3 separate regions of the Homo sapiens genome follow, and all the other regions are linked to region 1. Evidence: chromatin loops called from intact Hi-C (ENCODE). Cell type or tissue: chondrocyte. All regions are shown on one strand.

Region 1 (8,000 bases):
TAACTTCTTAAAAGTCATAAAAACAATAAAATAGGATCCTGAAAAAAAAACCGTTGAGATAAAAAGGCACAAATCAATATGAAAATATCATAAATGTATATTATAAGTGAAATAAGTCAATCTGAAAAAGCTGCATATGCTATGATTCCAATTACATAAGCTTTCTGGGAAAGAAAAACCAGAGGGACAGTGAAAAGATCAGTGGTTGCTGAGGGATCTGGAAAAAGGGGAGAGAAGTTAATAGGTGAAGCTCATGTAATGTCAAAACCCTTAGACTACCAAAACACAGACTGAATCTTAATGCAAACTCTGGCCTTTAGATACTAACAATGTATCAATAATGGTTCACTCATTGTAACGCATGGACCACACCCATGTAAAAGGTGGTTAAGAAAAGCAAACTTTGGGGGGAGGGTCTGAGAATTTTCTGTACTCTCTTCAATTTTTACATTCATCTAAAACTGTCCTACATAAACTCTCTTAATTTTTAAAACTCTGGCAACACTGTTTCAGGAAGAGATCCATCTCAGCTAATGTTTAATGATCAGCTAAATGTTAAAAGTTTCAGTTGAGATGTTTTCTATTTAAAGTGAATGAAACTTTTAGTTGTAAATACGCCATTACTTCTGTAGTTGTAGTAGTGGCAACTGACTAAATAATTTAAACGTGCACACATGAAATAAAAGAGAAATATGACACAGCATTTTTAAAGTTTTGTCTAGGCCGGGCATGGTGGCTCATGCCTGTAGGCCCAGCACTTTGGGAGGCCGAGGCGGGTGGATCACCTAATGTTAAGAGTTCGAGACACCCTGGCCAACATGGCGAAACCCCATCTCTACTAAAAATATAAAAATTAGCTGGGCATGTTGGTGGACGCCTGTAGTCCCAGCTACTCAGTAGGCTGAGGCAGGAGAATTGCTTGAACCCAGGAGGCAGAGGTTGCAGTGAGCTGAGATCGAGCCACTACACTCCAGCCTGGGCTACAAGAGTGAAACTCCAACTTAAAATAAATAAATAAATCAAGTTTTGTCTTAAACATGAAATGCTTAACCAACTGGAATCACTCTGCTTGAATGCACTTAATAACAGAATAGTCACAGTACCTTCAATTGATATGCACACTCTCACTCTTTGCCTAGTCAGAACTTTTCGGACCCTCTGCTTCCAGGGAGAAATAGACTGCACTGATTCCTGATGAGTGCTGTTGGGCCAGAAGTTCTCGGATGCTCAGCTTGGAGTCGGCAGAGGCTCCGCCAACTCCTCAGGAATTACTTGTATGTTCGGGATGCAAGATCCTGGGGAATTACAAAAAAGATAGCTGTTGAAATCTTACAGGCAGAAGACCATAGATAAATTAGTAATACTTTACTCACAGATCAAACTTTTTTTTTTTTTGAGATGGAGTCTTGCTATGTTGCCCAGGCTGGAGTGCAGTGGTGTAGTCTGGGCTGATTGCCATCTCCGCCTCCTGGGTTCAAGCGATTCGCCCGCCTCAGCCTCCCAAGTAGTTGGGATTACAGGCATGCGCCACCACGCCTGGCTAATAGTTTTGTATTTTTAGTAGAGACAGAGTTTCACCATGTTGGCCAGGCTGGTCTCAAACTCCTGACCTCAGGTGATCTAGCTGCCTCAGCCTCCCAAAGTGCTGGAATTACAGGCATGAGCCACCACACCCAGCTCACAGATCAAACTTTTGATCCAATTTTTACCACCTGCTTAGCACAGCCACCTGAATCAGAGAGTTAGTCCTTACAGAGAGATTTTTTTTTTTTGAGATGAGGTCTTGCTCTATTACCTAGGCAGCCGTGCAGTGGCATGCTCATGACTCACTGCAGCCTCGAACTCCAGGGCTCCAGTGATCCTCCCACCTCAGCCTCCCAGGTAGGTGGAACCACAGGCACACACAACCATATGGGGCTAATTTCTAAAAGTTTTTTGTAGAGGTGGGGTCTCCCTAAGTTGCCCAAGCTGGTCTTGAACTCCTACCCTCAAACTACCCTCTTGGTTTGGCCTCCCAAACTGTTGAGGGATTACAGGTGTGACCCACTGTGCCTGGTCCTCCTAGAAAGACCTTGCAGTGTGGGTAGCACTTAAAATGGAACAGATGATGTAGGCAAATGCCTTTCTTTAGATGAGGCAATGTGGAAAGGAAGCAGAGCAGACTGACCAAGAGCATGGAGCCTGGTGCCTATGGCCTGGGTTCAAATCCCACTGAGAAGCTGCACATACCTAGGAGTGTTATGTAAATCTCTCTGTGCTTCAGTCCCTGTTCTGAGATACACGAATGTTAGGCCGAGCGTGGTGGCTCACACCTATATTCCCAGCACTTTGGGAGGCTGAGGCAGACGGATCACCTGAGGTCAGGAATTCGAGACCAGCCTCATCAACATGGTGAAAACCCGTCTCTACTAAAATACAAAAATTAGCCGGGCGTGGTGGCAGGCACCTGTAATCTCAGCTATGTGGGAGGCTGAGGCAGGAGAATCGCTTGAACCCAGAAGGCAGTGGTTGCAATGAGCCGAGATCCCTCCATGGCACTCCAGCCTGGGCAATAAGAGCGAAACTCTGTCTCAAACAAACAAACAAACAAAAAACAAATGTTAATATGGTCCCTCTTATGATATAACGCTAACATTGAATTCAGGTAAAGCCTTAAGAAGACTGGTGCCGGCCAGGTGCGGTGGCTCATGCCTGGAATGCCAGCACTTTGGGAGGCCAAGGCGGGCAGATCATGAGGTCAGGAGATCGAGACCATCCTGGCTAAAATGGTGAAACGCTGTCTGTACTAAAAATACAAAAAATTAGCCAGGCATGGTGGCGGGCCCCTGTAATCCCAGCTACTTGGGAGGCTGACGCAGGAGAATCGCTTGAACCCGGGAGGCAGACGTTGCAGTGAACTGAGATCACGCCACTGCACTCCAGCCTGGGTGACAGAGCGAGACTCCGTCTCAAAACAAAAAAAAAAAAAAAAAAAAAGAGAGAGAGAGAGAGAACTGCATTAATACAGATGGTTCCATATTTTCTCCAGGGATCATCCGACTGAGGAGGTGGGTGGGGAGGTGTGGGACAAAATGGGGATTATGGTATTGTTCAAAACGGAGGATTTTAATGTGGTCTCCAGTTGGATAGAAGTTGTGTGTACATGTGTTTGTATTATCTATACACACAGAGACACTGTTCTGAGTTCCTCATGTATATTAATCTGTATTTTATCCTCTCAACAACTCTTATGAGAAGGTACTTTTCTGCAGATGGAGAAGCTGAAACACGCAGAGGATTCACTGCCTGCTCCAGGTCACCAGCTTATAAGTGGCTGGAGCAGGATGTTAACCCAGGTGGCCTGGCTCCAGAGTCCATGCACTGAGCTAGAACAAAGAAGATAGAAAAGAGGGCACATTCAGCTTGCTGGGCTTTCCTGTTCATGCTCACTCTGTCTCTCCGGAAGAGGGTCACCTTTTCCTATCCTCCTGTCTTTGGACTTGAAACTCCATGATTTGGGCCTTTGTATTCTGCTACTTGCACCAGCAAACACAAAGGATTCTCAAATCTTGGACCTCAGACTGGGAGCTGCAGTGAAAGTTTCCGTTGTTTTCAGGCTTTTGCACATAAACAAATCCACATGGCTGGTTCCCCTGGGAGCCACACTACTGCTGCTTTTTCTCATTCTCCAGCTTGCAGATGACCTGCTGTGGGACTTTGCCTTGCAATTAGGTGAGCCAATTCTCCCTATAAATTCCCATTTACAACACACACACACACACACATATGTACACACACACACACGTATATACACACACAAGACTTACTTATCCTGAATACATATGCACCCAACAGTGGAGCAGCCAGATTCGCAGGTACTTGAAAGCTGAGATGGGAGGATCACTTGGGTCCGGGAGGTTGAGGCTGCAGTGAACTGTGATTGCACCACTGCACTTCATCCTGGGGGACAGAGTGAGACCCTGTCCAAAAAAAAAAGGGAGCTTCACAGGGGGAGGTCCACATGCATAGGTTGGGGAGTTCCTGCTCCCTGGTGTCCCACAAGGCACCCTTCTACCCTACCTGACCTGGGCTTATGCTGACCATGAGGTGAATCATCCTGCACTGTGCACTGTGACTGGCAGGGGGCGCTGAAACCGCCTTTTCTGCCCCACATGGTGCGCATGCGTGTTCTCACCGTAGACGCTGCGTGGCGTGCGTGGCGTGCGTGGCGTGCGTGGCGTGGAGTCCAGAATGAGAAGAAGGAAAGCGGGGCCGGTTCCTTCAGGACCCGCCTCAGGGGGCACCGCGGCGGCTTGGGGACCACTTGGAGCCCCGTCCTGGGGAGAAAACAGCTCACGTCTATGGCCCTGACTGCTTAGGCGGGAGCTGCGTGCAGCTCAGCTTCTCCGGGGCATTTTTTTCTACACGGTGAGTACAGAAGTTTGTTTCCTCGAACGTTCCCTTTATTCTCATCTTCTCACTAGTTTTCCTCTTTCTCTTATAGTATTTTAATATTTGTTTTACCATTAGTTTTGTTCCCTGAGGGCTTTTGAGGGTGGGAAGTGTAGCAGACTGTGGTATTTTTAGGGTTTGAGGAGTTCTTCTGAGGGAACCTGTCCCATATAGATGGGGAGAGAGGAAGGGGAAGCCCGGCCCAGGTGGGAGTGGGGGCCAGGTCTGGGTTTTTGGCCGCCTCCTGTCCAGGCCTCAGACGGAGGAAAAAAGATGCCAGCTGCCTCCAGGATTTGATGAATTTTTAAATTTGCCTTCCCGCCATCGGGACAAATCGGGACTCTTTCACCCCCCTCCAACCCCCGCCCCCAGGGAAGCCTATGTCCCCTTCTGTCCCTCTGGTCACGACCACCTGACCAGGGGGGAGGGACACCCTAGTGCGAGCCTGACGGGGACTTACCCCTGATGACGGCGATGCTGAGGACCTGGTTCTCTCCATTCTGCTCAGTGTTACGTCCCCTGTGCAGAAATGTCTATTCAGGGTCCCTGCCCAATTTGGTGTTATCTTATTGTGGTTATTGCTGCTTAGCGCTGTTAACGTATTGCATATCTTTTATAACAACCCCTTAGGAGATATATGCTTCCCCCAAACTTTCTCCCCATTTGTAGGATTCCTTTTCATTTGGGTCATTGTTTCCTTTCTGTACAGAAGCGTTCCAGTTGGATGTAGCCCCACATGGTTGTTTTTGCTTTTGTTACTTGTGATTCGCTTTCCCAATTTAAAAAATAAATATATTCATAAGTCATTCCATTCTCGACGAGATTTTGTCCCTCTTCTTTTTTTTCCTTTTTTTCTTTTCCTGTTTCCAAACTGTGAGCCTAGATGCAAGTTGCCCCAAAACTAAGTGCTCCACCATCCCCTCTTTTTATCTTACAGACATTTGATGATGATCTGTAATTTCAGGCCTTGTGTTTGGGTCTTCAATCCATTTTGAGTTGATTTTTGTGTATTGTATACCAGAAGGTTCCTGTTTCATTCTTTTTCATAAAAACATCAGTTTTTTCAAAACCATTTAATGAAGAAAATCTCCTATCCCCATTGAGGCTTTGCAAACTCTGATACTGTTTTCATTTGCTTTGGAGGTATACCCAGTAGTGGGATTGCTAGATCATATGGTAGTTGCGTTTTCAATTTTTTGAGGAATTTACAACTTTTTTTTTTTTTTGGAGAGGAAGTCTGGCTCTGTTGCCCAGGCTGAAGTGCAGTGGCGTGATCTCGGCTCACTGCAATGTCTGCCTCCCGGGTTCAAGTGATTTTCCTGCCTCAGCCTCCCGAGTAGCTGGGACTACAGGTGCATGCCACCATGCCCGGCTAATTTTTTGTGTTTTTAGTAGAGACGGGGTTTCTCTGTGTTAATCAGGATGGGCTTGATCTTCTGACCTCGTAATCTGCCCGCCTCGGCCTCCCAAAGTGCTGGGATTACAGGCATGAGCCACCGCGTCTGGCCTACAACTTTTTTCCATAGTGTATATCCTAATTTATCTTTACACCAACAATGCATAAGATTTTCCCTTTATCCAAATCCACACCAGCATTCTTTTTAATTTTTAAGATATTTTCAGTAACATGTATTCCAGTAGGTGTGGGATGGTATCTGAATGTGGTTTTGGAGTACAATCTTTTCTGATGAATAGTAATGTTGAGGACCTTTTCTCTTACGTGTTTGTGCATGTTATGTAATTTTGGCAGCGATGTCTATTCGGGTTTTCTGCCCGATTTTAGTTTGGATATGTATTTTTTATGCTATTTGGTTTTTTTTTCTGTGTATATGTTTGATAACAACCAGTTATCACTTCTCTGATTCCCTCCTATTTTCTCACAATCTTTTTCTTTTTTGAGACGGGTCACTCTCACCCATGCTGGAGCACAGCGGCACATCACAGGACCATGTGTATTGGGGTATTGGCTACCTACAGCTTTGCAACGCAATTTGATATGAGGAATTGTGAGTCCTCCAACTTAGTTTGTATTTGTCAGGGTTCCTTAGAGGTTCAGGGCTCTTTGTGGTTCCATGATAATATTAGCATTGTGTATTTAAACTTTTTTTTTTTTTTTTTTTTTTTTTTTTTGACGGAGTCTTGCTCTGTCAACCAGGCTGGAGTGCAGTGGCATGATCTCGGCTCACTGAAACCTTCATCTCCTGGGTTAAAGCGATTCCCCTGCCTCAGCCTCCCAAGTAGCTGGAACTACAGGTGCATGCCACAACACCCAGCTGAATTTTTTTTTTTTTTGTATTTTAGTAGAGATGGGGTTTCATCATGTTGGCCAGGATGGTCTCGATCTCTTGACCCTGTGATCTGCCTGCCTTGGCCTCCCAAAGTGCTGGGATTACAGGTGTGAGCCACTGCACCCGCTCCTCCCCCACCCCTTTTTTTTTTCGAGATGGAGTCTCGCTCTGTCGCCAGGCTAGAGCGCAGTAGTATGATCTTGGCTTACTGCAACCTCTGCTTCCTGGGTTCAAGTGAGTCTCCTGCCTCAGCCTCCCAAGTAGCTAGGACTACAGGCGCGCCACCATGCCCAGTTAATTTTTGTATTTTTAGTAGAGATGGGGTTTCACCATGTTGGCCAGGATGGTCTTGATCTCCTGACCTCCTGACCTCGTGATCCACCCACCTCAGCCCCCAAAAATGCTAGGATTAAGGGGCCACCGCACCCGGCCTATACTTCTTAAATGTTTTGTCTATAATAAGGCACATAAACAGAGGGTATACTGGGACTTTTTTTCTCATCTGGGACTCTTTTGTTTTTGTTTCTGTTTTTATTTTGAGACACTGAGTCCCGCTCTGTCGCCCAGGTTGGAGTGCAGTAGCATGATCTTGGCTTACTGCAACCTTTGGCTCCCAGGTTCAAGTGATTTTTGTGCCTCAGCCACGCAAGTAGCTAGAATTACAAGTGTGTGCCACCATGCCCAGCTAATTTTTGTATTTTTCAGTAGAGACGGGGTTTTGCCACGTTGGCCAGGCTGGTCTCACACTTCTGGCCTCAAGCGATCTGCCCACCTCAGCCTCCCAAGGTGCTGGGATTACACACAGCCACCTTTCCCAGCCTCGTCTGGGACATTTTGATACATGTATATTTTTGGTGATGATCAAATCAGGGTACTTAGCCTAACTATTCCTTCCTACAGGTATTATTTCTCTGTGGTGAGAACACTCAAAATTGTTCCCTTCTAGCTTTTTTGAAAAATACAGTATTGTAACCAGAGTCACTCAGCTGTGGAACAGGAATGTATTCCTCCCAGCTAACTGTAACTTTGTTTCTATAACCAATCCCTCCTATCTGCCCTCCTTCCCCCAGCCTCAGGAAACCACTCCTGTACTTTCTGCTTCTTGAAGGTTAAGTTTTTGGATTCATCATAAGTGAGGTCATGCAGTGTTTGTCTTTGTCTTTCTGTGCTTGGCTTATTTAACAGAATGTTTTCTAGGTTCATTGGTGTTGCCCTAAATGAAAATTGCATTATTTTTTATGACCGGAGAGTATATCATTGTATATGTGTACTACATTTTCT
Region 2 (8,000 bases), 250 kb after region 1:
GCTGAGCTGTGCTAACTTTGACAGTAGCGATGTGCTGCGAGCACAGACATGGCAGAACCAATTCTAACCTGGAAGTGTAGGGTTGACATCATGTGGGAGATGGTCTGTCGGGTAGGCTTTGAAGATAGGTAGGATGACAATACAAAGCCTGGGAGCAGGGGAAATACCAGCTTTCTATGTTTCTTAAGAGGGAAGGAGTGCTGAGGGAGAAGTCTCAGATGGTTGGGTCAGCACTGGGAGGACCTCGGATGCAGTGCTGGGAAGTTTGACCTTTATCCTCCAGGCCCCGAGGCTGAAAGCTTTTCAGCGGAGCAGTGGCAGGGTTGGGTGGCTTTTCAGTAAGATGATTCTGGAAGCAGCCTGGAGCAATGGAGGAACCGAGACAGGAGGCAGGCAGAAGAATGTGAGCAAAAGGCAGTGAGTTTGCGCAGCAGCCCTGGAACCTGACAGGAGCAAATGACATGGCGGCATTGCAGAGTTAGCTTCTGTAACGCTTCAGTGTTTTCGTGGAGTGTGTTTTGTTTTTGTTTTTTTATAGATGGTTGGATATGGAAGGATAGAAGTTAAACATGCTGCAATTTAGATTCAAGATGATTGGGAGAATAACGATGTCATTACTAAAATCAGCGTCTGTAAAATTTCAGTGGTTCACATGAAACTGAAGTGTACGGAGGGCCTTTCAGGAGCAAAACCCTGTGGCGAGGCGGGCAGGAGGTGGGACTGTGTGCAGGAGCCCTCACTGCCTCAGCTGTGAACAAGGGGATAATGCCACCTGTTCTACTTCCTCACAAAGTTGCATGTGGGAGAACCTCAAAAATATGCCTGTCAGCCTCCTGTGCATTTTTCCTGTGTTGTATAGAAGGGAGCCCCTGGCAGCTGTCTTTTCTCAGGCACACGGGGCCTAAGAAATCAACTGAGTGGAGGAGGAGATTGACTAGGCAGGGTCTCTGAGGCACAGGCTTGGGCACAGTCCCCTCTGCATCCTGACACTCCTGGGGCGCCTGTCCTCAACCCTGGGGGACACTGGGCAATGGCTGGAGGCATTCTTGGTCATCATAACTTGGGAAGTGGCTGCTACTGGCATCCCCTAAGTAGAGGCCAAGGATGCTGCTCAACATCCTATGAGGCACAGGACAGCTCCCGCAACACCCCAACAAAGAATCCTTTAGCCCTAAATGTCAACAGTGCCGAGGGTGAGGACCACTGCCCCAGAGCAAATGCCCCTCCCTCCTCCCACAGCTGTGCAGTGAGGTGGAATCAATGGCCACCAAGGAAGGGTCTTTCTATTTTCTTTTCTTTTCTTTTCTTTTCTTTTTTTTTTTTTTTTTGAGACGAAGTCTCGCTCTGTCGCCCAGGCTGGAGTGCAGTGGTGCAATCTCGGCTCACTGCAACCTCTGCCTCACGGATTCACGCCATTCTCCTGCCTCAGCCTTCCAAGTAGCTGGGACTACAGGCGCCCGCCACCACGCCCAGCTAATTTTTTGTATTTTTAGTAGAGACGGGGCATCACTGTGTTAGCCAGGATGGTCCCGATCTCCTGATCCCGTGATCTGCCCGCCTCGGCCTCCCAAAGTGCTGGGATTACAGGCGTGAGCCCCCGCGCCCGGCCGCTCTGTTTTCTGTTTTAATCCTCCTTGCTGTGACCAGCGTGCCCCCTTGCTTCTGCTGAAACACCTTTCTGCACACTTCATTTTGTCTTTATCCCCTACAAGAATACTGCAAGGCACTTGGAGAAGGAGTCTGGATGGGAGAAAGATGTCAAGGCTTCAGAAGGTGTTTTGCATCCCTGGACTCACAGTGATTGACTGAGCCGCTCATATGTGCTATCTTTGAGTGCTGGTCACTACTTCTATTTCAGATGACTTTGTCAGATACTTAAGAGCGTCTGTGTAGGAAGATGCATCCATGTTGCAAATCTGTGGAGCTGCCATCATGATCTTCACCTAGATTTAAGATGTCTGTTAAGGAAATCAATTGATGTGACAGTGGCCTCGATCTTAAGCTTGTCACCGTTGATTGTCTCCCCGTGGAGTTGTCAGACATGAGGGAGAGCCTGGGCAGTGGCCTAGGGAGAACTGAGTGCTGCTGGCGCTATTGAGTTTGTTCCAGGAGGGGAAAAAGGAAAGTTTATAAATATTTTGGCAACTACTGGCTTAGGTTTGAAATGCACATTTAATATAACATGCCATCTTTTGGGTATTTTATTTTATTTTATTTGAGACGGCGTCTCGCTCTATTGCCCAGGCTGGAGTGCAGTAGTGTGATCTTGGCTCACTGCAAGCTCTGCCTCACAGGTTCACACCATTCTCCTGCCTCAGCCTCCCGAGTAGCTGGGACTACAGGCTCCCGCCACCACTCCCGGCTAATTTTTGTATTTTTAGTAGAGACGGGTTTCACCTTGTTAGCCGGGATGGTCTTGATCTCCTGACCTTGTGATCCACCTGCCTCGGCCTCCCAAAGTGTGGGATTACAGGCGTGACCCACCGCGCCCGGCCTCTTTTGGGTATTTTGAAATTAACTTTTGATGTGAGAGTTTTTAATCACATAATTTTTTGAACCCATTGTTTGCCCATGAAAATGATGTAGAGCTAACTTGGGCAGGATGTGTGTTTTCCCATCATTTATAATGTCCTGAACAATTTTCCAACTCATTTAGGGGAAACGTGCAGCTGTTCCATTCTATCTGTAGTTCAGAAAGCTGCACTTGACCACAGGACATGTGAATTCTTTTCCCACAACGCTCCCTGATGCAGCCAGCATGTTGCATGGGAAGAGCTTGGCCGTGCCTTGTAAGCTGTTGACAGGCCTGTTACTGTCTCCTATTTAAAGCGGCTGCATCAGGGAGCAGCTGCGATCACACAGGATCTGTGCACACCACGTGCCTCACTCAGAATGGAGATTATTACTATCATAGGTTTTCTTTAACGTTTTTCAAAATAGAAACCAAGTCTTTGGCTTTGTTCACAAAGAATAATCAAGAATATATTGGAAACAGATGTGCATCAAGATTTCAACTTGAAAGACCAAACTGTCTGAACATGGCAGCATAGACTTGAATAGCTGAAGAGCATTTTCTGATAATTTCTCATTGAGCCGGACATGGAATCGCTATATTTATAAATGGAATTTGTAGCAATGGGGCCCATGTGCTGGAAATGGTTTTGGCACCACTAACTTTAACTCCAAGTCCCCTCGCAAGCCTCCCTGTGGTCTCATGAAAGACTTTTTAAATTTAGCACAGAGCGCTTGTGTCAGAACACAGCAGGCTGCAAGTACATCGGGACCAGATGCAGGAGTGGGGTCCTCTGGCTTTGCACGCAGGAGCCAGGTCCGAGGGATTTGTCAAAACACCAGGAGATCTTCACTTAATCCCTTTTTATACATTAAGGAACATCGTCGGGTGGAAACAGCTAAGTGTCAAGCAGGGAGACTAAGGTTTTCATAAGATTTGATAAACTTTCATTCCTTTTCTCTGCAACCTCAAACATGTTAATATTTCTGTGCATTTTGTATAAAAGAATGATACAAGTATGTTTTTAAAAATTATAAATAACAGATATTGTTTGCTTTTATATCTGCTTTTTAAATGTGGTAATTGTACATTTTTTCCTTGGAAATAAGGCAAAAAGAATATTTCCAATCAAAATCTGTTTTAAAAGTTAACAAATGCTTGCTGGGTGCTAATTTACCTTGTTTTGATCTTTTTTTTTTTTCCCAAATTAATGCTTTTAAGAGATGGCAATTAGTTTGTGTTTCACTGCATGATATGGAAGGAAATAAAGGACTAGAGTGCCCTCTCTTGTACAAAAAGAAAATTAAAGTGTTTCAGACAATAAATGGCCTGAAATGTAATAATCTCAAAAGATAGTTCAATGTATAACCTAATTAATTCAGTAGGATGACCAGCTCAGTAGCAGTAAGTAGCAGTGCAAGATAAGTGGCATTTTAATTCTTTTTTAGAATCTCTGATTTATGTGTTCAACATTCTAATCCATTTTATGGAGTTAATATTAAAATATTTTGCATAATATCCTGCCTGCCTCAGATTATGTCATATATGCCTTATAAATAAATTTATAAGATGACTACTTTGTAGGCACATCTTGTTATAAGAAAAGTCAATCATATGTGTCCCTTTAATTTTCAAAATGAAAAATAAACCATGGTAATTTAGTTTGCATATTTAATAGTGTCTTTTAATGATAAGATTTCCTTTGAAAGCCAGCTTCTCCAAAGTTTTTAAAACATGAGAGTGAGAATAATCTGTTTTACATAGTTCACCAAGTAGACATTCATTTCATAAAGTAAGAGTTATCTTTATTAATTTCACCAGTGGTTACTGTATTAGGTACCTACCGTGTACTGCCATTGTCTTGGCTACTTGCATAGATGTCACTTTAGTTTTTCCCTTCACTGCTTCTGTGAAGTATGCGGCTTGATCCCCGCTTTACAGATGAAGAATTGATACTGAAGGTTTCTATGTGGCTGACAGTCACTAAACCAACAAGTCACAACTTGAACCCAGCTTTTCTGACTCTGGAGTCGGGTTCTGCACAGGGAAAACAGGAAGCGCTCAGAGCTGTGGAGAATCTGCTGGTGCACGGTTAGTTTCTGTTTTCATCAAAGGGATGTATTACTTAAAATGACTGGTTTCTAGGGGTGAATCATTTCATCTCCTTCATGTTTTGGTTCAACTGCTGTTCCTTGGGCTGTTTGAGGGACCAATATCCATTTTTCTGAAAAATGTACATGAAAGTTATTGTTTAGCTCGAACTCTCATATGACAAATGTTATATAAATGACTTTTATTCTCATGATTACCTGTTGGCTAGTTATATATTCTTTTCTAATGATGTTTCCATTGGAACAGCGTATTTTAGGGCCACAAGTTCACTGAAGTGAGATTCAGGCAGTTCAAGTAAGATACAAGTCTTGCTATTTCAGGACCTAGCATTTATTCACCAGTTCTTCCATGGAAATGATAAATGTTTACGGCTTTTGCATTTCTCCAGTTTTGAATGAATAGTGATAGGACATCATACTTTACCCAAATATTAGTCAGTGATATGTTCTATATCACCTGATGCCATATTTTGATAGAACAATTCTTTATTTCTACAGTCACAGCCCTTTCAGACAACATAAAACCAAAGACAAGCATGAAATTGACCGAATGACACTCACCGTGGTAAGGGGATTCAAAACTGTATTCTTGTCTGTATGGTAATTGTCATGCTTCATTCCGTCAATAATAAAAAAATGCTATTACATAAAATGTTATAGGAAATATAAAATTATGTATAGACATAATAAAAATTTGCTTTCTTGAAACAAATAAATGCAGATACAATTTCTAAAAGAATTTCTAGGGGAAACATTAATGGAAATAGATGCCAAGGCAAAAATCAGGATTTACTAACGAACAGTATGAGGAAGCTAAAGAAAATCGAGAACAGAAGTAAAGAAATCAAAGAAAAGGAGAAATTACTGAGATGCCAACGAATGAGAATGCCTTCCGGTTCTTCTGATCTGCCCCCAGCCTCATTGATTTTGCAACTGATTAGTTATCTTTTCATGTTTCTATAGAGTAAATATTAATTCATAATGAGGCTGCAATTTTTAATACTATGCTTATCCCAGTAATAGTCTTTAAGTCTGGTTGAGTGTTAGGATGCTGTTTCATGAACGGATTTTTGAAATCTTACTCGTCTTTTCCCCAGAATGTGGAACTTCCAGACACCTTCTCTCCTGAACTGAAGTCCCTTTTGGAGGGCTTGCTTCAGCGAGACGTTAGCAAGCGGCTGGGCTGTCACGGAGGCGGGTAGGCCATTGTTCCTGCCTTTCGGTATCTTTACCAGAAGAGCAAAATAGTGATTTTAAATACTGTCTATCAAAAGTCATCCCTAGTCATTAAAATCTTCCATTTTGACTTGAAAGGGGAAAAAAATAAATCACATGGGAAATATACAAATATTGTCCTATGTGTTTTATAATTAAGAAGTTGAAGAAGTCACTCACTTTTTTACTTTATTTATTTTTGAGATGGAGTCTTGCCCTGTCACCCAGGCTGTAGTGCAGTGGCGTGATCTCAGCTCACTGCAACCTCCACCTCCTAGGGTTCAAGCAATTCTCCTGCCTCAGCCTCCTGAGTAGCTAGGACCACTGGGGTGTGCTACCACGCCTGGCTAATTTTTGCATTTTTAGTAGAGACGGGGTTTTCCTATGTTGGCCAGGCTGGTCTCAAACTCCTGACCTCAGGTGATCCACCTGCCTTGGCCTCTCAAAGTGCTGGGATTATAGGCGTGAGCCACTGCGGCCAGCCCACTTTTTAACTTTTAAAGATTGACCTTGTAGATGACAGAAGTGAATTCTGATATTTTGTAGTCCATTTGTTTTTTAGTGATGGTTGTATTTGTGATTGTGGCAGTTTAACATTCTGATCAGTTTCTCACATATTTCTCTCATGCATAACTGAGTAACTGCGATCTAACACATGCTCACTATTCTCCTGCCCCAAAACACTCTGAACAGTAATATCTGGAAAGCTTATAGAGAGGGACTTCAGACAGACCTTTTTCCTGTATCTCTTCTCCCCCAGGCTTGCTTGGCATAAGAAATAACTTTTAACTGTATATTACCTATATGTATATCATACATATGTGTATGTATTTTTAGTGTGCATATTATACATATAAGCATTTTATGTAGATAGCTAAATAATGTACATATATATGAGTATGTCCTTATCAATTTGCAAAATTACCTATTCCTGCTATAATAGATGAAGATTTAGCTCACTCATTACTGTCTCTGTAGCCTTCCCTTCCTCCACCTCTCAAAAGTTGAAACGCTATTTTGAGCTCCTCTTTTGCTTTCCTCTGTAGCTTTAAATTCCATGCTTAACCCGGTCTTGCCTTTTTCCAACTATAAACAGTATCTGAGTTGAGGATTTTGACATTCCTATCTTTCATTGACTTCTGTCTCATGTTCTTTCATGTTAATTTTTATTTTTACATTATCAAGATGATACTGCTTTCTATTCTGTGATCATAATCAATCATAATCAATCTTTGTGCTTTGCATATAGGTTAATTTCAAAAGTTGCAAATGAAGAAGGGGTATTTACACTGTTAAGGAATCAAAAATGTTGTTCATTACAAGGCTTTTACTTAGCCTGGTAATAAACCTTAAGTTAGTCATATATATACATATATAGTATGATCTCTCTCTCTCTCTCTCAAAAAAGAATATGATAGTTGTGGACTTTGTTTTTCCATGATGTTTCTTTCGGGAAGGACTCAGCCTGCAGCTGCAATGAAAAAGAGGTGCTCTATTTCTGCTGATTGGCATCATCTCACCCAACACTTCCCTTTCCAGTCTTCTGGACTGAATCTGCCATTCACTTGATTCCCTGCCTCCTGCTATATTTAGGCTAGATATAGAATTCTAAGGAAGTAATAATTTTCCCCCAGAGCTTTGAAACTCTTACTTTATTGTGTACAAGCAAGCAGTCAATGCAGGTCATGGAGCTAGGTTACCACTCGCGATGGCAGACAGGTAGCATCCCTTGTGCTCGGAGACTCGTGTTCTTCAGCTTGGAGACCACCCTTTATTTATTTGACATTTATCCTCCTCTGTTTCTCATAGAACTCTTATTAGCTGGATGCTGGGATTCCTTTCTAGATTTGGGCCTCTGCACTTCTGATCTTGTATATTACCTGCATCTTTGCTTTAATTCTTTGTTTTACTTGCCGATAGCACAAATTTTCAACCCTTTCGTTGATTTCTTTCTAAAAATCTTTAGCAGGTTTAATTTCTTAAAAGTAGAACCTTTCAGGGGTTTTACCCCATGTTAAACACCTTGCTGCAGGTGTTCTGGAGTTGGGTGTCAGGGAAGAAGTACGGCGGGTATGGGTGTGCATTTGTGTGCAAGTGTGCAGCTCAATGCCCAGGCCTGTGTCTCATCCCCCAGCCACACACACTGTGGTGAGCTGGAGCTC
Region 3 (8,000 bases), 250 kb before region 1:
TTAAACATTGGTTCTCCTTAGCTATACAATGGGAGTGGTGATCAGGACATTTTTGCAGGTAACAGTTTAAGGTGGTGGTTCTCAGCTGGGTGGATTGTGCCCTCCAGAGCATGTCTGGTAATGAAAGGAGGCATTATTGGTTATCACAAGAAGGAGAGAAGATGCTCCAGGAAGTGAGTAGAGGCCAGGGATGCTGCTCAGCATCCTGCAGTGCACAGGACAGCTCCCACCCCGACCCCACCACAAAGAATGACCCGACCCCAAATGGCAGTAGTGTCAAGGTTGAAAAGTCTAGATTGGGGAGATGTGGTACATCAAAGTGCTGAGCGTGCAGTAGGTCTGCAAGGTCCTCAAAGATGTGATGGGAGGGGGAGCCACGCCATCCCCACCTCTGCCTTCCTCCTTCTGTCCCAGCTGGTGGCAACTACATCCCAACTCAGGGGGTCCAAACCGACTGCTTTCTGTGACCTTCAGCAGGAAGTAGCCCCTTGGCTTGAACTGTCCAGAGTAGGCAGGATGCTGGGAATAAAAGTCAAAAATAACAGATACTGTGCGCAGTGCTTTGCTTGCATGACCTCCCAAAATGGCCCAAGTGGAGAGAAGGTTCTCCATTTATGGTGAGGAGACAGTAGCTCTGAGACCTTCAGGAACTCGTCCAAGGTCACACACATCTGCCTGACTCAGAGTCCAGCTGTCATCCACAGCATCTCACCACCATCTCCCTCTAGGGGGTACAGGGTAACTGTGTTTTTGTTTGTTTGTTTGTTTTTTGAGACGGAGTCTTGCTCTGTTGCCCAGGCTGGAGTGCAGTGGTGCGATCTCAGCTCACTGCAAGCTCTGCCTCCTGGGTTCACACCATTCTCCTGCCTCAGCCTCCCATGTAGCTGGGACTACAGGCACCCGCCACCACACCTGGCTAATTTTTTGTGTTTTTAGTAGAGACAGGGTTTCACCGTGTTAGCCAGGATGGTCTCGAGCTCCTGACTTCGTGATCCGCCTGCCTCGGCCTCCCAGAGTGTTGGGATTACAGGCGTGAGCCACCGCGCCCGGCCTGTAACTGGGTTTTATGCTGACTTGAGGATTTTAGCCAAAAACAAATACCAACAACAACAAAAGAAAACCTTGTTAACTCACTCCTTTGCTCCAATATAATTTTATTCATAAAATAATCACTTATTAGATATTGATTACAGGCAAAATTATACTTTGTTAGACACTTAAAAAATTCCTGGAAGCTGGGTGCAGTGGCACGTGCCTGTAGTTCCGGTTATTCAGGACACTGAGGAGAAAGGATTGCTTGAGCCCAGGAGTTTGAGTCCAGCCTGGGCAATGTAGCAACAACCTATCTCTAAAAAATAAAATAAAAATACCTGGATCTACCTTTTTTCTTTGGTCATAAATAAGTTGACTGTGATGGTCACTTTTATTTCTATTGAGGCTAAGATCCCAGGTCCTGGAGCAGGCCAGCCCCTTCTCTCTGCTGTGTGATTCTGAGTAAATGGGTTCACCTCTCTGAACTCAGTTTCTCCATGTATAAAGTGGAATCAGAATTCCTCCCCTAAGGATGGCTGGATGAGAATTCCATACAATGCTTGTGAAGCTGGCACAATGCCTTGCGTGTAGTAGGTGTTCAAGAAATGGTAGCTATTATTCGTGCGTGTCTTCTACATGAAGAAAGTCAGTCTGTGAGTTCTGTGACGGCATCCTATGGAAACGGTTGGGTGGATTTGCGCCCAAGTTGGAGAGTATGGTTAGCGTGATCTGACTTAAAACTTAGGCCACATGGCACATGGAAACTGGAGAGTGTCTGGGGTCCCTCACTTTAAGAACTAGAATTTTTCCAAAGGTTGCGTGTGACTCAATAGGAAATGGTGACCCCAAGAAACCAAAGAAAGGGAGTTGGTGGTTGTGGGGAGACACGGGAGAGCTGCACACCGTGCCCCTTGCCTGGCGCTGCTGGGCTTCCCACAAAGCCAGTGAGGTTCATCTGTCCCCAGGAAGTCATCAGAGACGGTGGCTGAGGAGACAGGCACTGGGGGCCTCCGTGGACCCGCTATTGGAGTGAAGTGGCCTGGATGGAATTGGGTGGACAGGGTGCTGCCTCAGCAGGCTGGGATGTGCTGGGCTGTCAGAAAGTGCTCATAAATAGCATGCCCCTTGCGAAGACAGGCGAGTCTGCAGACGGCCGTGGCTCCTCTGTTCTTCCCGAGGCTACAGCAACAGGTTCATTCTGGGATGGGTTGGGGGTGGGGAGGCAAAAGCCACCCTGGCAGGCCCGGACCTTTTGTAGTTTCTGTGGGACGCGCATGGCTGACCGCCTGCAAAGAAAAACAGCGCCTCCCTTAAGGGTCAGGTCCCAGTGAGAGGACCCTGACAGCCCAGCTGGGGGTGGAACGAGGGACCCTTGTCTGCAGTGGCCAGGGTCCAAGCCCCTGGACATGTGCTTAGGGCAGGGGACCTTCCAAAACAGCTCCTCTGAGGGAGGGGAGTGGGCACACATGGTACCTGCCAAGTCCCCCGAGAGTCCCCTGTGAGCTGGACCAAGCCCTGTTTCCTGCTGAGGCTAGGAGAGACAGAACCGACAGCCCGCAGGCTGTGCATGGTTAGGCCCACATCCAGAGTATGTGGGCTGTGCAGCTGTGCATGCTGGGGTGGCCGTGCTGGGAGCCGTGGGTGGGTAACAGTTGGATGTGGGGTGTAGATGTAGGTGCCTTGTTTACCACTGTGGATGTCTGAAATGGGCAGGGATGTGTGTGTGTGAGGAGAGAGAGAGAGAGAGAGAAAGAAGCTGTCCTGTGAGCCCATGGGTGAAATATAACTGATAGTGACCATAGAAACTTTTGCGAGTGTGTGCACCTATGTGTGTGTGCTGACAAACAGAACAGTCCTGTGTGTGTCCATGGGTGCAACAATGATGAGAATCCTTCCATGTGACTGCGGCAGGGGCCTGTATTGCGTGTCACTGTCCCTGTAGCAATGAAGAACTGTCGGTGTCTGGGTCTTGAAGTGGCTGGTACACAGTCGTGTTCAATAAATGCTTAAGGAATGAGTAACCGAACGCAGGGAAACTGACCTGGAGCAGGTGTCCAACGACCTGGTCTTACAAGCCTTTTCTCTAGAGGTCTGTCTGTCCACCTCCCGACATATGGGGTCTCCTGTCCCTCCTGGTCACCCAGCCCAGAGCCTGGCACTGTGTAGGTGCTCATGGAATATTTGTTGAATAAAGTAACCAGTGAACAAAAGAGTTCCTGGAGTACGGAGGTGGGAGAGACCCCTGTAGAGGAAACTCCCTGAAGCCCACCCTTTAGCCAGGTTCTGGGGGTGGGACATCTGCAGAGAGCTCTGAGAAACCTGGGTTTCGGGGAGCATCTGGATCAGGGGAAAAGGGCACGGGCTTTGGAGCCAGGCCCGACCCAGGCCACTTCCTCACTGTGTGCTTGAGGAAGTGGCCTCACTTTGCTGAGCCTCAGAGTTCCCCTCTGTACAATGGGGCTCCTGATCCCACTGTCTCAGTCCACGTGGCCCATGGCAGGTGCTCAATGGATGTTTGCTGAATGACTGAATGTCGATCATAAGTTACAGCCACGCCCCATGGGCAGCAAGGCTCTGTAGCTCATCCTGGACTCCAGTCACATCAACACCTGGCTTCTCCCGGGTGGATCCAGTGAACCATTTTCTTTTGGTTTGAAGCCAGAGGTGTTCCTGGGGAGATGGCGGAACAGCACGGAGCACCCGAACAGGCTGCAGCTGGCAAGAGCCATGGAGACCTTGGGGGCAGCTACAAGGTACTGGGCAGGGAGGGGGTCAGAGGGCCCAGGCTACTCCTGGGCCTCAGGGTCATCTTCCCAGCCAAGCAGCACCTCTGCAGGAAGGAAGAGCCATCCTTCCAACCACCCAGGCCAGGACAAAACGCTCCGGGTGGGTCCTCTCACTGCCACCCTCCCGTTAGAAACTTGCTTCATGACTTTGCTGCATCTTCCCTCGTCTGCAAAACAGAAATGGTCACCCACATCCTGCCTGCACCAATGGATCAGAGAGGCCCGGGGGTTTCTGGAAACGGCTCTGAGCTCTGACTCTCCTGTCTGACCTCAGCCTGGTGTCTTGCCCACTCTGGGGAAAAGGGCACAGGGTTTGGAGGCTCTCTGGGCCTCAACAGCCCCATGTTTGAAATGAGGATGGTGCCCAGATATTGTGCCCAGAGTTGGTGTAAAGGCTGAAAGACATGAGTGAAGCCAGCTAGCAGAGGGAGGCACACTAGAAATCTGAGAGAAGGTTTGAATGTGTTGGCTCTGCCCTTTCCAAACCATCTCCGGGGTCTTTTTGGGAAACTATTCCAGACAGAGTCTAAGGATGGGTCGAATCCCAGTGCCTCCTCTTAACTTGCTGTGCAGCCCGAGGCAAGTATCTTACCCTTTCTGAGCTTCTTTGATCCCTTCTGTAAAATGACTAGAACAGATGTTCCCTGGGGATCTTCTACAAAGTCAGTTTGTGTTTCCAGGTGGGTGAGAGAGGCAAAACCTTGGTCTGCCTTTGCAGCCCTTCTCTTCCTAGGCTTGGGGCAGGCAGAGGTCTTCCCCGAGACTGCAAACAGGTGTTTTCATTTTTTTAAGGGGGAAATTTCCTATTAAGGAAAATACAGATTTCTGACCTCTCTTGAAAAAATTGGAACTGGGACCTCATTCCCTCATCGCCAGAAGCAGCTTCATTTCCCCACCGACCTCTCGGGTTATTTCAGTCCGCTGGACTCCCCACCTGGCTCCTGCTGGACATCAGAGTTGCAATCACTAGTTTAATTGGTCTCATTGAAGTTCCTGAAGGCGTTTCCCTCCATGACCATTAGAGGGCAGTGCAGGCCCACCTCAGTGCCAGCTCCAGGCTGGAGAGATGCAGAAAGCAGAGGGTACCTCCCTCTAATGCCCAAAGGAGGGGCAGAGGCTGGAGCTGGGAGCCTAGCAGAGGTGGGATGTTTAGGACTCTGCTCTTCTAGGTGATCTTGTACGAACTAGAGAACTTCCAAGGCAAACGCTGCGAGCTCTCGGCCGAGTGCCCCAGCCTGACCGACAGCCTGCTGGAGAAGGTGGGCTCCATCCAAGTGGAGTCCGGGCCGTGAGTACCTAGACCCCCAGTCCCTCGCCACAGCCCTGAGCCTTCTGGGAGTGTGGAGGCCCCAGTCTGAGCTCTAGATCTGTTGTGGGGCTTTTGACAGCTCCCCTGCCTTCTCTGGCCTCGTTTTCCGCATCTGTAAAATGAGAGTTGAAGAATTCTCTAGAATCCTAGATGTCTGCAGAAAATCCCAGGATACCTGAGGTTGGAAGAACAGCAAGGTCAACCTAGCACCTAACTCAGTGACTGGAACATGGGATTTAATATTTATAATTTTAATAATAATTGTAACACCTAAAATTTAACATGCATTATGTCATTGAATCGTCATGACCCTGTGACAGAGGTATCATTCTTATTCCCACTTTATAGATGGGGAAACTGAGGCCAAAGTTGGTAAGTGTCCCATCCATGTCCACAAGGCAGGCAGGTCTCCCAGCTGGGCCCTGAATTCCCGCCTTTGGATTGCAAGTCCAGGCTCTGGCACTAACCATCTGGGTGATCTTCGGCAAGTTGCTTCACACACCAGGCCTCTGTTTTCTCATCTGTTGAATGGGGATAACAATGGTACGTACTTCAGAGAGAGTTTTTATGAAAATGAATGGAATGATGCAAATAAATACATATTAATAACAATACAATACAAAGAAGAGGAAAAGGAAGAGGAAGAAGTCACTGTCACCTATGGAATACTTACTGTGTACCGGGCATTGTGCTAAAGACTTTTCTGGGTACCTTGCACAGAGGCTAGATTCTCAATAACATACCCTAGGATGGTTTTCTGGCCCAGAGTCTCAGACAGTTCCCGGTATGTCCTAGCAGCTCCTTTAATTACAGGTCCAGGAATTAGCAGTAGGGTTGGAGGGAGGGTACAAGGTTCAAGGTCAGCAGCTCTTGGACACTTCTCTCACTAAACTTGAATCCTTCCTCAGCTGCAGCAAAGGTGACCCAGCCAAGCCTCTTCCTCCCTCAGGTGGCTGGCATTTGAGTCCAGGGCCTTCCGCGGGGAGCAGTTTGTTCTGGAGAAGGGGGATTATCCTCGCTGGGATGCCTGGTCCAACAGCCGTGATAGTGACAGCCTTCTGTCCCTCCGGCCTCTGAATATTGTGAGTGTGGTTCCTGCTCACTTCTGGGTGTTCCTGGAAGCAGGGTGCACTGAGAGCTGGTCAGGCAGCTCATTGCACAAGCTGGGCTGAGGGTTTGGCCCATATGGACCTGGCCTGGGAAGGGCCCTCATGTTTCTGATTTGAACAATTGTGTGGGACAAGAAGTGGGATATTGAAGGGACATTCGGTTGGGGATTGAGACACCAGGACTCACATCTTGAATTAAACCAGCATAGCACTGGGACTTTTCTTTGTAACCGTACTAAAACGATGAGCCACATGGCCCAGTCTCAAATCAGTATTGTTATCAAAGAAATGCAGTCCAGGAAATAACTTCAGAAAGTAGCCAAAATACTTTAAGTTCTCCACTTGTGTTTTTCTAGCACCTGAAAGGGACACAGTCCACAGTGACACTTTTTATTTATTTGTTTATTTATTTATTTTTCGAGACAGACTCCTGCTCTGTCACCCATGCTGGAGTGCAGTCTTTCTCTCTCTCTCTTTTTAAACATTTTTATTTATGTATTTTTATTTCATTTTGAGTTGCAGTCTCGCTCTGTCACCCAGGCTGGAGTGCAGTGGCATGATCTCTGCTCACTGCAACCTCTGCCTCCTGGGTTCAAGTGATTCTCCTGCCTCAGCCTCCTGAGTAGCTGGGACTGAAGGCACATGCCACCACGCTGGGCTAATTTTTGTATTTTTAGTAGAGGTGGCGTTTTGCCATGTTGGCAAAGCTGGTCTTGAACTTCTGGCCTCAAGTGATCTGCCTGCCTCGGCCTCCCAAAGTACTGGGATTACAGGCCTGAGCCACCACGCCCGGCCCACAGTGACACTTTAAACACCACCCTTCTCCCTCCCCTGCTTCACTCACACCCCGCAGCTGCTCCAGCCCTTTCTCTTTGTCACATAACTGAGTCCTCCTTAGAGGGCAGTGGAAGAGGGGAAACTGGGAAGATTAAACCGGCATCTGGTTAGGAAAGAGGGAAAGCTCATATGTTGATACTTTTGATCTCTGTCCACCCTCTCCTGGCCTCAGTTTCTCTATCATTTAAATGATGGGATTGAACAAGATCTGGAAATTCCTTTTCAGTTTTATAATCTACGGCTCTAGGTTCCTAAATCAACCAGCTTTGGAGGAATCTCCCCGTCCCTCCTACAGTGAATTTGGGGGTGGAGGCATCTCCTGAGGCCCTTCCCTCCTGCAGCAGGTTTGGGGGTGGGTGTTATTTTGTGGTGACCTGTTGATTCTTTCCGGCATCTGGAGCCTCCTTGACCTCTGTTCTGGATATGGGAGCAGCCGCTCACCCCACGATATTGCCCTCAGGATAGTCCACATCACAAGCTGCATCTGTTTGAGAACCCAGCTTTCAGTGGCCGCAAGATGGAGATAGTGGATGATGACGTGCCCAGCCTGTGGGCTCATGGCTTCCAGGACCGTGTGGCGAGTGTCCGTGCCATCAACGGGACGTAAGGGACCCAACCCTCACCCTTGCCCCATCTTCTGGTCAGCCATGCCTCTGGCTCCAAACAGAATCAGTGCCCATAGTTTCTTATTATTTTATTTATTTATTTATTTATTTTTGAGACGGAGTCTTGCTCTGTCGCCCAGGCTGGAGTGCAGTGGCGCGATCTCAGCTCACTGCAAGCTCCGCCTCCCGGGTTCATGCCATTCTCCTGCCTCAGCCTCCCGAGTAGCTGGGACTACAGGCGCCCACGACCACGCCCGGCTAAGTTTTTGTATTTTTAGTAGAGACGGGGTTTCACCGTGTTAGCCAGGATGGTCTCAATCTC

What was found. Hi-C counts contacts between places; a loop is a spot of excess contacts. Peaks named below come from ENCODE experiments on the same cell type or tissue, not always from the same donor. Only the 100,000 strongest peaks of a DNase experiment are listed, where the experiment ranks them.
Region 2: it touches region 1 in a loop (4-fold over the local background); 19 of 110 quality-filtered maps call a loop at or near these places.
Region 3: a loop joins it to region 1, with 2.4 times the contacts of the local background. A loop is called at or near these places in 2 of 110 quality-filtered maps.

What each region holds. Positions count from the first base shown.
Region 1 is chr22:25,443,878-25,451,877 of GRCh38, forward strand. It overlaps LOC124905093 (a long non-coding RNA gene), which reads right to left and starts at 4,116. Exons shown (of 2, transcript XR_007068033.1): 1 at 3,807-4,116; 2 at 78-1,295. It also overlaps the pseudogene CRYBB2P1. RefSeq lists a silencer at 7,342-7,539. In chondrocyte, a CTCF peak has its summit at 4,121; a DNase peak (open chromatin) is centred at 4,231.
Region 2 is chr22:25,698,389-25,706,388 of GRCh38, forward strand. GRK3 (G protein-coupled receptor kinase 3) reads left to right here. Exons shown (of 21, transcript NM_005160.4): 14 at 5,122-5,188; 15 at 5,721-5,821. Among named protein-coding and RNA genes, the nearest start is that of MYO18B, 40 kb to the right of the region's middle. RefSeq lists enhancers at 4,530-4,629, 5,179-6,378. In chondrocyte, CTCF peaks have their summits at 3,779 (motif pointing left) and 3,981; no DNase peak of the experiment used is centred here.
Region 3 is chr22:25,197,687-25,205,686 of GRCh38, forward strand. It overlaps CRYBB3 (crystallin beta B3), which reads left to right and starts at 2,172. Exons shown (of 6, transcript NM_004076.5): 1 at 2,172-2,223; 2 at 3,691-3,785; 3 at 4,988-5,106; 4 at 6,077-6,209; 5 at 7,534-7,676. The coding sequence starts at 3,711. In chondrocyte, CTCF peaks have their summits at 4,840 (motif pointing right) and 5,051; DNase peaks (open chromatin) are centred at 1,961 and 4,965.